2 separate regions of the Homo sapiens genome follow, and region 2 is linked to region 1. Evidence: chromatin contacts called from ENCODE Hi-C or POLR2A ChIA-PET data. All regions are on one chromosome and are shown on one strand. Each heading gives the region's core, a stretch centred on a gene start or an enhancer-like site at or near the end of the contact. The rest is flanking DNA. Distances are from core to core; before and after follow the strand shown.

Region 1 (6,200 bases), core at 365-2,864:
ATTCACAGGTTCTAACATCGGTCCCTACACCCTCAAACTTCTGGGCTCCAGTGATCCTCCTAACTCAGCCTCTCCAGTACCTGGGACTATAGGAACATGCCACAAAGCTCGGCCCAGTAAAATATTTTTAAAAAACTTTAATGGGCAATTATTACATAGCAAGCACTGTTCTAAATATGCACTGGTGATAAAGAGAAGCAAGAAACATGCTTTTGGCCGGGCTCAGTGGTTCACGCCTGTAATCCCAGTACTTTGGGAGGCCAAGGTGGATAGATTGCTTAAGGTCAGAAGTTCAAGACCAGCCTGGCCACCATGGTGAAACCTCACCTCTAGCAAAAAATACAAAAATTAGCCGGGCGTGGTGACAGGGGCCTGCAGTCTCAGCCACTCGGGAGGCTGAGGCAGGAGAATCCCTTGAACCCGGGAGGCGGAGGTTGCAGTGAGCCGAGTGCCCCTGCACTCCAGCCTGGGCAACAGAGGAAGACTCTGTCAAAAAAAAAAAAAATGCTTTCAGCCCTGAAGGAGCCTGGTTTAGCAGAAGAAACCTATACAAATGTCGCCTAAATATACAAATAGACCATACCTAAAAGACCCTAGCACTGGGCCCAGTGAGGCCCACAGGATTCTATTGGGGGAGAATCAGGCACAGTTCCAGAAAGAACCCTTGAACTACTAAGTCCTGAAGGATGCGCAAAATTCTTCAGTGAGATAAAGAGAGAAATGGCAGTATCCACAGAAACTGCAGACTGGTTAGGGCCTTGTAATTCTGCGCAGCTGGAACGCAAGATTTGGGTAGGAGAGCGGTAGATGAGGTTGGAGAGACAAACGGGCTGCCTTACAGATAGACGTTCCACGAGAAGTTCGTAGTTTTTCCTATTAGGGAAGCTATGGGAAAATCCTAATCTGGGTAACGATGTAACGGGTTTACACTTTAGAAAAATCCGTGGTTTAGGACTCTACAACTCCCATGGGCGGGCTGCCCTAACCCAGGGGTTCCCACTTCCGCTGTTCCGGGATTCACGGACGACTCGCCCCCTTTTCCCAGCCTTGGTCAGCACTGTTACCCCGCCCGCCGTGCGATCCCGCCCCCCTCGGAGCGCCCCTGTGGTCTGACTTCAGCAGCACTTTCCGGCAGGAGACTGGGCACTCGCTGTCACCCGCGAGCTGCCTCCCTCAGCGAGATCTGAGCATCTTTCCGGAGGCTAACAGACCTGGGCTTCGGGGTGACCACTGTGCTTGCCTCAGTTTCCTTTTCTGGAGCAGGGGAAGGCCCGGCTCCCTGCCCAAAGGCGGCTGTGCGCTAAGTGGCAGACGCTCGGGGAGAGCCGGCGCGGGGCGGACCCCAGCGCCAGTAGTGACAGGGGCGAACGCCGCCGGGAGACTCCAGCCGGCGGGCGAGCAGGGTAAGCCAGGCCGTGGGCGGGAGGGCGGGGCAGCTCACCGGTAAAAGGCAGAGTCCCCGAGTGGGTTCCAGTTCGCCGTGTAGCAGTCCATGGCTGGTGCAGACGGCAGCTGGGAAGCACCGAGGGGACACCCACCTAGAGCGGGCTCCAGGCCGGCACTTCCGCTTCCGCCCGTCCGGGTCACGTGGCGAGGCCGCCGCCGCGGCCATCACCACTGTGGGCAGCCTCACTTGGCTGCCGCCCCGAGACCCCAGCCCGTACCTGGGCTTCGCGCCCGCCAAGTGGGCCCAGCCCTGGCTCCTGCGCCCTGTGGCGGCCACCTCCATCGCCTTGCTTTCCCTTCGGGCACTGGGGGTCGCTCAGGGCGGGACATGGGTGAACGGAAGTGGAAGCTGTGAGCGTCGCAGCCCGAGGCGCCGAGGCCTGAGGCGCCGTCGGGGCCACAGCGACGCTCGCATGGAGAGCGCTGGGCGCTGGGCTGTGCACCGACGGCTAACCTGGACCCACGGTCTCTGCGGGGCGGGAGCTTTGCAGAACCGACTGGCCGACTGGGGCGCGGGAACATGAGGCTTGGCTAGGAGCCCGCTGCGGGCCAGGCGCGCGGTGCGCAGGCATACCCGGGTCGCGGGTGAACACCGCGGAGCCCCGGGACTTGGTAATTGGCGCGAGCGGGTGCGCGCATGCGCGGGACGGCGGCGGGCACGTGGCGAGGCGCAGGGCGGCGCCGCGCGGGAAGCTCCCCAGTGCCCTGGAGGCCTGCTGGCTGGACGACCCCCTGCCTCTGGTACCAAGTGTGACCAAGGCTGGCGCCACCATGGCTCTGCTGCCGTCACCTCCTCCCTTTAGCATTGAGCAGCCCCGGAGGGGCTAGCCCTGAGGCTGACCTGCCCAGAGTCCCCACCATCGCGCTGCTTAGTGGCCTCTCCCTGCAGCCTGTCGTTGCTGGTGGCGGCATGGTCTTCTGTCTGTCGAGCGAGGAGCCGCGCCGCCCGCTGCGAAGCGACATGGTCCACTTCCAGGCCTCGGAAGTCCAGCAGCTGCTACACAACAAGTTCGTGGTCATCTTGGGGGACTCCAGTGAGTGCCTCTTCTAGGGTGACGCTTCCAGTCCCACACCTTGCAGCCCGTTCAGTGTGTCTGGACCATTTGTTTCCATCTCACATCTCTTGTCTGTCTTCTGGTCTGTTCCGTCCAGTAGGTTTTCTCTTTTTATGTCCCACACATCTTCCACAGGAGTCCTGACAGGTGTAATAACCTGTGCACTTTTTAGCCCATCCTTGCTCAGCATTTCTCGCCCTGACAGCTCCCCATAATTTCCATCACGAAAGCGTTGCATTGTGTAGTGTGTCTCCTGGGTGACTTGGCCGACTTAATTTCTGCCAGGTGATCTTGGGTCACTGTATACTGCTGGCCAGGAGGCACACAGAACAGAGGCAATGCCAGGACTTTTTAACCTCATCTTTTCTCCTGCGTCTAAGTCAACCACAGAGCTGGTGTCGGGCACCTCAGCCCTGGGAAAATGGGGTCCTGGACTTGGAAGGAGCTGGGGCAGGCTGAGGTCTGCCTCAGCCTTGGGATCTCTGTCTCCTCCCAGTTCAGAGGGCTGTGTACAAGGACCTGGTGCTCTTGCTCCAGAAAGACTCACTGCTCACAGCTGCCCAGCTGAAAGCCAAGGTGAGGGAAGCTTGGTGGCCATGTCAGTGGTGGGTGGGCACAGACCCTGGCCTGGCAGGGTTCTCCTCCCTGGCATGGGTCTGACCAGTAGGGTGGGGGGGGTGGGTAGGGGGAGCTGAGCTTTGAACAGGACCAGCTGGTGGCTGGGGGCCAGCTGGGCGAGCTGCACAACGGGACACAGTATCGTGAGGTCCGCCAGTTCTGCTCGGGCTCTGGCCACCACCTTGTGCGCTTCTACTTCCTCACTCGTGTTTACTCCGAGTACCTTGAGGATGTTCTGGAAGAGCTGACATATGGACCTGCCCCGGACCTGGTGATCATCAACTCCTGCCTCTGGGATCTCTCCAGGTTGGGGCGAGGGAAAGGGGAATACTGGTTGGGGCTGGAAGTACGGCTGAGGCAGTCCACCCTTGTGCTCTTGCCCACCCTGTGTGTTATCCAACAGATATGGTCGCTGCTCAATGGAGAGCTACCGGGAGAACCTGGAGCGGGTGTTTGTGCGCATGGACCAAGTATTGCCAGACTCCTGCCTGCTGGTGTGGAACATGGCGATGCCCCTCGGGGAACGTATCACTGGGGGTTTCCTCCTGCCAGAGGCAAGTGACTGAGGCCCATCAGGACAAGAGATGGGATAGCAGACTGGTAGATAGGACACCCTGCTTTCAGACCCTGCTGCGTTCTGTGGCTCTTAGAGGCTGCACTTTCTCACTTAGCTCCAGCCCCTGGCAGGCTCCCTGCGGCGGGATGTGGTTGAAGGGAACTTCTACAGTGCTACGCTGGCCGGGGACCACTGCTTTGATGTCCTAGACCTCCACTTTCACTTCCGGCATGCAGTACAGCACCGTCATCGGGATGGTGTCCACTGGGACCAGCATGCACACCGCCACCTCTCACACCTGCTTCTGACCCATGTGGCTGACGCCTGGGGCGTGGAGCTGCCCAAGCGTGGCTATCCCCCTGGTGAGCCCTACCATAAGTGGGGGGGTAGTGATGCACTGGGGCCCTCAGAGGACAGGGCTCAGAAACAGAATGGGACACAGCCACTCAAGGGAAGTAGAGGTCCCTTGAAGGACTCCTGTGGCTTCTGCATGCACCTTCCTCAACCCCTGAGGAGGGTTAGATCATCGGAGCAATATTCTTGTCCAAGTTCCAGTTTTCTACAGTCTGGCTGTGTAGTCATTTCTGTGTGCTTGAAGGAGCTTGTACAAGTATTGACCACATAAGGCAGCATGTTGCAAGGGTCCTACCCAACAGATTAACAGGAAAGAAATGGGGCATGGGTGTGAGGAGTGGAAAGACAGGGAGGAAGGGCCATCCAGGCAGTGTGGCAGAAGCAAAGAAGCCCACAGCTGGGGGGTGGGGGTACAGTCAACTGGCAGGGTGTGGAACAGGGATGTTGCATCGGGAAGGCCAGCCTTATGGACTTGGGCTCAATGGACAGTGTTCCATAGGCTTCTTAGTTCAGCCTCAGAGTCCCACTGTGACTGGTGCAGCTTGGTGTAGCTCTCCTCGGGCCCCATCTCTGGGCCTTTGGTGGAGGCTTCTGAGGGCCCCACTCCCCCTTGTTTTGAGGCACTGCTCCCCATCACATCTCAACTGTAACACTCTGCTGCAGAACCTCTGTTTCCATGTCAACACCCTAGTCCCTGCATGCACACAAAGAGGGCACCATGGCTGATTGTCTCCATGGCTGCTTCTCCCCTGCATCGTGTCCTTAAAGGGCAAGTTTCCTGCTGCACTTGTTGACGACTCACCCCTTTCAGCCCCAGTGTCTAGCACAATTTCCCTGTACACAGTATCAACAGAATTGTATTTGTTGAATGGGAGGCACGAGTCATGTTAGAAGGCCGATTATGGCAGCACAAGAGGATGTGGGGGCACAGAGAGTCCAGGAATATCATAGAGACAGACCTGTAACACTTGGTAGCCAGGAGTTGGAGCATCAGGGAGGTGAATACAGATTTTGGTTAAACATCCCCATTTTCTTGTTTAGATGTAATAATTGATCCCCAGCAAATGATGGGATGCCCTGAAGGTTGTAAGGCTAGTTTTGATGGCTTAGGCCTTTGAAATCCAATTTGGAGCTACAGAAGTTAGGGCCATGAAAAGGGAGAGTTGATTTGGGGTGGAAGGATGAGTTGGTGAGTTTGGTCACAGCAGATTGATTTGAGGTTCTTTGGAAATACAGAGTAGATTTGCAGTCATTGGTACCCAGCAGAGAGATTAAAACTGAGGGCACAGTGGCAGCTGTGAGGGAGACAGAACGATGCTCATGCTTTGGATTGGCAGGAAAGAGGGGCTATGGCGGAAACAAAAGGAGATGAGGGCAGGGGCACTTTTAGGAAGGACTGAGGCTGCTGGCAGTGTCACATGACTGTTGAGAAGAAGGGAATTTGTTAGCAAGTGGTTACATTTAGTAGGAAAAGTGTTGAGGGCATGGGTTTGGATTAAAGGAGGGAGTGAGCAATTGAGGAGGAAGTGGAAATTGGGCAAAACATTCCTTTTGGAAGTTTGGATGGTAAAAGGAAGTTGTTGGGGAAGGGAATAACAGGATCTTTATGTTTGGCTTATTTACTGGTCTATGGGGAGGAGGTGGGCGAGGAAAAAGCTAGATACAAGACCTGGGCAAACAAAGAAGGCTCTGGAGGGAAGTGTAGGTTAGAACAAAGGTAAGTCTGAGAGGTAAGAGAGAAGGAACACACTTTGGGCTTGGCCTGAAATGAGAGGGAATGAGGAAAACTGGGTAGAGGGCAAGGATGCTCCAGCCTGGTGGCTCTGCTCTCCAAGAGGAAGGAATAGAGCTTTAGAAGTGTGGATGGCCAGAGTTCAGGGCAGCCTGGCTCCCAAGCCTACCTAAAACAACCATCCCATTCCTAGACCCGTGGATTGAGGACTGGGCAGAGATGAATCATCCATTCCAGGGAAGCCATAGGCAGACCCCAGACTTCGGGGAGCACCTGGCCTTGCTCCCACCCCCACCTTCTTCTTTGCCTCCTCCCATGCCTTTTCCCTACCCGCTTCCTCAGCCCTCGCCACCTCCCCTCTTCCCACCCCTGCCCCAGGATACCCCTTTTTTCCCAGGCCAGCCCTTCCCACCCCATGAATTCTTCAACTATAATCCAG
Region 2 (6,504 bases), core at 787-3,286, 250 kb before region 1:
GGCACCAACAGAGAAGACCCGGCAGCACTGCCTGGAATTGGCGTACCCTTGGGGGCTGGGGACAACGGTGTGTCACTCGGGGGAGTGGACAAAGGTGAGAGTTAGCAGGGCCAGACCTGCAGGCCTGTTGGACATGTCTGGGCATTGTCCAGAGGGCAATGGGGAGCCATGGACAGGTTTTGAGCGGGAAGTGGCATGGTCAGTCAGGGAGGCAGGATGGGATGGCTCTGAAGATAACCTGGGGCCAAGCCCAGGCATGTGAGGCAGGCCAAGGCACTGGGAGGCCAGGGGCAGGCTGGGGCAGGGAGCTTGGGAACCAGGACTGATAGGCTCCTCGCTCAGTAGTTCTGCCCGGCTTAGCTGTGTGGTCCCGGACAAGCCACGGGGTCTCTCTGTGCCACAGGGTCCCCACAAGTGAAGTGATCTGTACAAGTCTACCAATGCCTTCCAGCCTGGGGCCGGGGACAAATACCCCAGTTACTGACCCAGCAGCCAGTCCCGTCCCTCCTCTTCCTCACCAACAGGACCCCATTTTGTCAGGGGCCTGTGAGCACACCTAATCTTAGGGGTGAGCTTTGGCTGGCCTAACCCAAAGAAGGCAGCCGGCTAGTGGTGCTTGTCCAGTCTGGAGGGATTTAGGGGTGGGGACTCTGGGCAGGTTTCTCCTCCCTGAGAGCGGAGAGGCTCAGAAGAGGGAACCCATTTTGTGGCTGTCCCCTTGCCACAAGGAGGGACACTCAGACATGTGGAGGGTACCAGACAGGAGTGGGGAAGCCCTAGATGCCATCCCTGAATTTCAGCCAGGCCTGGGACCACCCACTTCCCAACTTGAATTATAGTAAATTACAAATGTCTTTGGGGTTTAGTCACTGCTATTTTATTTTGTTTATTTTATATTTTATTATTATTATTTTTTATAAGACAGGGTCTGACTGTGTCACCCAGGCTGAAGTGCAGTGGCACGATCATAGCTCATTTCAGCCTCCGGTTCCTGGGCTCAAGCCATCATCCTGCCTCTGCCTTGCTAGTAGTTGGGACCACCGGCATGCACCCCCAAGCCCAATCTTTTTTTTTTCCCCTTCAAAGATGGGTTCTGACCATGTCACCCAGCCTGGAGTGCAGTGGCTATTCACAGGCAGGATCCCACTACTGATTAGCACAGGGTTTTCACCTGCTCCATTTCTGATCTGAGTCGGTTCACCCCTCCTTAGGCAACCTGGTGGTCCCCTTGCACCCGGGAGGTCACCATGCTGATGCTGAACTTAGTGCAGACGCCAGCTAGGCATAGCCCACGGCAGCCCAGGCAGGAGTGCAGTGGCGTGATCATGGCTCACTGCAGCCTGTACCTCCTGGGCTCAAGCATCCTCCTGCCTCAGCCTCAGGAGTAGCTGGGACTCCAGGCGCGTGCCCCAGCACCCGGCTCTGCTAGGGTTTTGTGGCAGTAGCGTGGTGAAGGGCACAGACCCTGGAGCCTGAGTTTGAATCCCAGGTCTGCTGTTTATCACTTGTTCGTTGAATAACTTGGGCAAGTTATTCAACCTCTCTGCCCCTCAGTTTCCTGTCTGCAAATAGAGATAAAAATACTTCCTCCTTCACAGGGTTTATGTGATTCAAGGAGGAAAATATACGTAAAAGGCTTAAAACAGTGATGCTGGCACACACTCCTTTTTTTTTTTTTTTTTTTTTTGAGACAGAGTTTCACTCTTGTTGCCCAGGCTGGAGTGCAGTGGCGCAATCTCGGCTCACTGCAACAGCCGCCTCCCTGGCTCAAGCGATTCTCCTGCCTCAACCTCCCGACTAGCTGGGATTACAGGCGCCTGCCACAACGGCCGGCTAATTTTTGTATTTTTAGTAGAGATGGGGTTTCACCATGTTGGCCAGGCTGGTCTTGAACTCCTGATCTCAGGTGATCCACCCGCCTTGGCCTCCCAAAGTGCTGGGATCACAGGCGTGAGCCACCGCTCCCGGCCCCACACTCTGTGTTTTTATTGCCAGTGGTTTAGCACGTTCGTAGGCCACGCGTCCTGTATGACGTCCCTACCACACACACGCGCGCACACGCACACACAGCTGGGTTCTCTCTTTCACATCCCTGCACAAGCTGTTTATCCCTCCAGGTGTGTCCTCCCCGTCTCCTTTTCCGGGGAATTTCAGTCCCCAGCCACAGGCAACGAGTACACCCCGTAGAAGCCCACCCCGCGCGGCGGCCTATCCTGCCCACTCGCCCCAGGACCCCTCCGCCGGCCCGCGCGCCCCAGGTTGGAGGGGTGAGGTGGGGTCTCTCTGGGCGGAGGTGGAACTCTCAATTGGCAGCCTAGGGCGAGGCTCACACGTGGACCCCCGGACCACCACGCGCCTGGCAGCGCGGCCTCTCTGCGCTGGTTTCCTTCACCGGCGAGCGGCGCCGCTGGGCCTGGGGCCTGGGGCTCAGACGGGGCCCTGCCGGGCAGGCGGAAGGGCGAGCGTGCAAGCCGGGGCCGCCTCCGCTGCAGCCCCCTCCGCTGCCGCCTGGATCGGCCGCTTCCCCCTCCCAGCCGCCCGGATCGGCCGCTTCCCCCTCCCAGCCGCCCGGCTGATGGCGCTAAGTGATTCCGGGCACCGCGCTCCGGGGTGGCGCCGACCCGCGGGGCCCTGGGGGCCGCCGGAGCCGTGCTCATGCTGCTCTTAGCAGTCTGCGCACAGCGCGCCTCATTAGGGGCCGCCGGGCCGACGGGGACGTGCGCCCAGCGCTGCGCCTCCCAATCTGTGCTCGACCCCGGCCCCCGAGCTTCCGCGCCCTCGGGTCCCCGAGGCCCGCGCTGTTTCCTGTCTCTCCTGGTGACTTCACTCTTCATCTCAGCACCCGCGGGTGTCTGGCTGCGTGGGGGCTGGGAGCGCGGACAGGCCTAGCTCTTCCTTAAGTCTAGCAAAGGGAACGTCTGTGGGACCCCAGGGCCGCAGTCATTGTCCCCGGCGGGTGCGACAGGCCACGTCACTTGGAACACGGAGCTAGGGTTGAGCGTCTCTAGATGCGAGTCTACAGGTCTTGCTGCCGTACAGGTTTTCCATATAGAAACGAGTTTGTCAAAAATATTTTTCTTCGTTTATTTTGCCTTTTACTTAGGTTATTTTTGCAAGTTAAAGAATTTTTATTGTCTTTTCATTTCTGATTTCTTTTAAAAGTTTAATGTAACCCCCCTCTAGAGATACGATAAATATTCAGACCTGGCTTCCCGCATCCCCTCCCCGCCGCTCCCCGGCCCTCGTCAGCTGATTTTTTTTTGAGACGGAGTCTCACTCTGTCGCCCAGGCTGGAGTGCAGTGGCGCGATCTTGGCTTACTGCAACCTCCGCCTCCTGGGTTCAAGTGATTCTCCTGCCTCAGCCTCCCAAGCAGCTAAGACTGCAGGCGCGCACCACCATGCCCAGCTCATTTTTTTTTGTATTTTTGGTAGAGACGGGGTTTCACCATGTTGGCCAGGATGGTCTTGAACTCCTGACCTCGTGATCTGCCCGCCTCGGCCTCCCAAAGTGTTGGGATTACAGGCATGAGCCACCGCGCCCAGCTTGTCGGCTGATTTTATTCTATTTAGCTCTTCAATCCAGCTGAGATGTGCCTTGGTCTGGAAAGAGCAGAAGGCCTCCCCCGCCCTTTTTTACTTGGTCCTGCAGTGGATCCATTTCAGTTCCATACCTGTCCCCTCAGGCTCAGCATTTTTCTCAGAGGTTTCTCATCCCTGCTCAATGTATCCTCTTTGATTCAATTCAGTAAGCAGGTCTTGGGCTCCCACAACATCTTTTGTTTGCTCTTGTTCCCCTCTTCATAGTTTACAGAGCATTTGTGTGGGTCCTCAAAAATACTACTGGAGGCTGGCGCCGTGGCTCACACCGGTAATCCCAGCACTTTGGGAGGCAGAGGTAGGCGGATCACTTGAGGTCAGGAGTTCGAGACCAGCCTGGCCAACATGGTGAAAGCCCATTTCTACAAAAAATACAAAAATTAGCCAGGCATGGTGGTGAGCATCTGTAATCCCAGCTACTAGGGAGGCTGAGGCACGAGAATTGCTTGAACCCGGGAGGCGGAGGTTGCAGTGAGCCAACAGGTGAAAAGAGAGAAAGCTGGACTTACTGCTACCAGCAGTGTTCTTTTGAAAATGAAGCCAGCTAGGCACGGTGGCTCATGCCTGTAATCCCGGCACTTTGGGAGGTCAAGGTGGGCACATCATTTGGGCTCGGGAGTTTGAGACCAGCCTGGGGAAAATGGTGAAATCCTGTCTGCACAAAAACAAAGATTAGCTGGGCATGGTGCTGTGGTTCCAGCCACTCGGGAGGCTGAGGTGGGAGGATCACTCTTAAGCCCAGGAGGTAGAGTTTGCAGTGAGCCATGATCGCACCACTGCACTCCAGCCTGGGCGACAGAGCGAGACACTGTCTCAAAAAAAAAAAAAAAAAAAAAGAAAAAGAAAAAAAGAAAAGAAAAGAAAAAGAACATGAAGCCAATGGCCAGGCACAGTGGCTCACGCCTGTAATTGCAGCACTTTGGGAAGCCAAGGTGGGAGGATTACTTGGGACCAGGGGTTTGAGACTAGCTTGGGCAACACAGTGAGACCCTCATCTCTACAAAAAAAAAAAAAAAAAAAAAAAAAATTAAAAAGGAAAAAAGATAGAAAGAAAATGAGGCCATGCCCTCTCTGGCAGTAGTGGAGATGTTCTATGGTATATACAGCAGGGGAATAAGAAACAGAAGGTGTGGGCAGGGCAGATGCTCTGCTAAGATTAGTTAACTGTTACTTCTTCTCAGAAAAGGTGGTCTAAGGGTAAGGAAGTACTTTATAGAACATTCTGACATTTGGGGTTTCATCTGGAGGCTTGCCACGTTTTATTATGTAAGGATTGCAGAAATCTTAACCCTTTATGGCACCCTCATCTGATTCCCTTAAGACCTCAGTGGGACAGGAAGTGGGGTTAGTACTTCAAGTAAATAACCTTGGGAACAGGTGTGACTTGCCCTGGGTCACACAGAACTCCCTGGAGAGCTGAAGCTGGTACCCAGAGCTTCCCTTCCTTCTTTCCATAATTTATTGAACACCCTCTACCTGGAGTGGGGTTACCGTACTGAGCATGAAAGGTAGAGTCCTTCCTTTCTGCCCTGGTGTTTCATTTTAAAGGGGTTATAGGCATACACACACAAAAAGATAGACACACAAAAAATGAATTGTGAATTGCAGTAGGTGCTATGAAATTCATCAACATAGTCCCAGACAGAAGATAACAGAGATGGGGGATGCTCTAGATAGGGCAGTCAGGGGAGCCTCCTCTTAAGAGATGCCATTTAAACCAATCAAATGAATCCTGGGGAGGGTGCGGGTAGAGGAATCTTCCAGGACACGGAAACAGCAGGATCTCAGATCCCAAAGCAGCAGTTGGAGTTGAGACTGATTTTAGAGGTAACATAAGCAACAGTGAGGGAAAGAGAAGACCCAGGGTGAGTCTCAGGTTCTGGGAGGAGCAGCTGGTTGGATGGTGGTAAGATCACACAGGTGGGAACCCTGGAAGAGCAGGGAAACAGCTGAGAATCTGGAGTTGCGTGTTGACTTTGTTAAGTTGGAGAAGCCTATTGGATATCCAATGTGAGGTGTCACTGGGCAGTTGAAACTATAAGTCTGGCTCTTTGGGGAGAGGCCCAGGATGGAAATACCAGTTTGGGAATTATTAGCTTGTAGTAAGTATATAAAATTGTGGGATCACCCAGGAAGAGAAGGGACACAGGACTGATTCCTGGGATGCTCCAACGTTTAGAAGTCAAGGTCAAAGAGAAGGAGCCAGAAACGGAGACAGAGAGAACACCCGGTGTAACAGAAGGAAAACCAAGAGAGTGTAGCATCGGTGGAACCAAACAAAGTGTGTTTCAGAAAAGGATAAGTGTGGCCGGGCGCGGTGGCTCACGCCTATAATCCCAGCCCTTTGGGAGTCCGAGGCAGGCAGATCATGAGGTCAGGAGATCGAGACCATCCTGGCTAACACGGTGAAACCCCGTCTCTACTAAAAATACAAAAAATTAGCCGGGCGCGGTGGCGGGCACCTGTAGTCCCAGCTACTCGGGAGGCTGAGGCAGGAGAATGGCATGAACCCAGGAGGCGGAGCTTGCAGTGAGCGGAGATCACACCACTGCACTCCAGCCTGGGCGACAGAGCAAGACTCCGTCTCAGAAAAAAAAAAAAAAAGAAAAGGATAAGTGTTCACCCATGTCAAATGCTGCTAGATCATGTGAAATAAGGACATAGACATCACCACCACATTTTTCGTTTTTTTTTTTTTTTTTTTTTTTTTGAGACGGAGTCTTGCTCTGTTGCCCAGGCTGGAGTGCAGTGGCACGATCTTGGCTCACTGCAACCTCCGCCTCCTGGGTTCAGGCGATTTTCCTGCCTCAGCCTCCCGAGTAGCTGGGATTACAGGCAGGTGCCACCACGCCCGGCTAATTTTTCTATTTTTAGTAGAGACGAGGTTTTACTATGCTGGCCAGGCT

What was found. A loop is a pair of places that touch in the nucleus more often than their neighbours do. ChIA-PET counts read pairs that join two places held with the same protein, here RNA polymerase II (POLR2A). Pooled maps may share reads with other maps.
Region 2: a loop to region 1 is called in a pooled map, with 2.5 times the contacts of the local background. The contact joins the enhancer-like site here to the promoter of PCED1A in region 1. A Hi-C loop is called at or near these places in 1 of 50 pooled maps. POLR2A ChIA-PET finds 5 or more read pairs at or near these places in 3 of 52 experiments (AG04449, GM10248 and WTC11).

What each region holds. Positions count from the first base shown.
Region 1 is chr20:2,836,069-2,842,268 of GRCh38, reverse strand. PCED1A (PC-esterase domain containing 1A) reads left to right here and starts at 1,614. Exons shown (of 8, transcript NM_022760.6): 1 at 1,614-2,058; 2 at 2,336-2,480; 3 at 2,998-3,077; 4 at 3,187-3,425; 5 at 3,523-3,673; 6 at 3,791-4,037; 7 at 5,955-6,200. The coding sequence starts at 2,357. VPS16 (VPS16 core subunit of CORVET and HOPS complexes) reads right to left here and starts at 1,524. Exons shown (of 24, transcript NM_022575.4): 1 at 1,442-1,524. The coding sequence starts at 1,494. RefSeq lists enhancers at 716-1,247, 1,781-2,312, 3,789-4,088.
Region 2 is chr20:3,089,088-3,095,591 of GRCh38, reverse strand. It overlaps the pseudogene RN7SL555P. Among named protein-coding and RNA genes, the nearest start is that of AVP, 7.6 kb to the right of the region's middle. RefSeq lists enhancers at 2,009-2,509, 2,510-3,010. Within about 2 kb of position 2,036, at least 3 of the 41 ENCODE cell types and tissues checked have a DNase peak (open chromatin) inside an H3K27ac peak, as active enhancers do.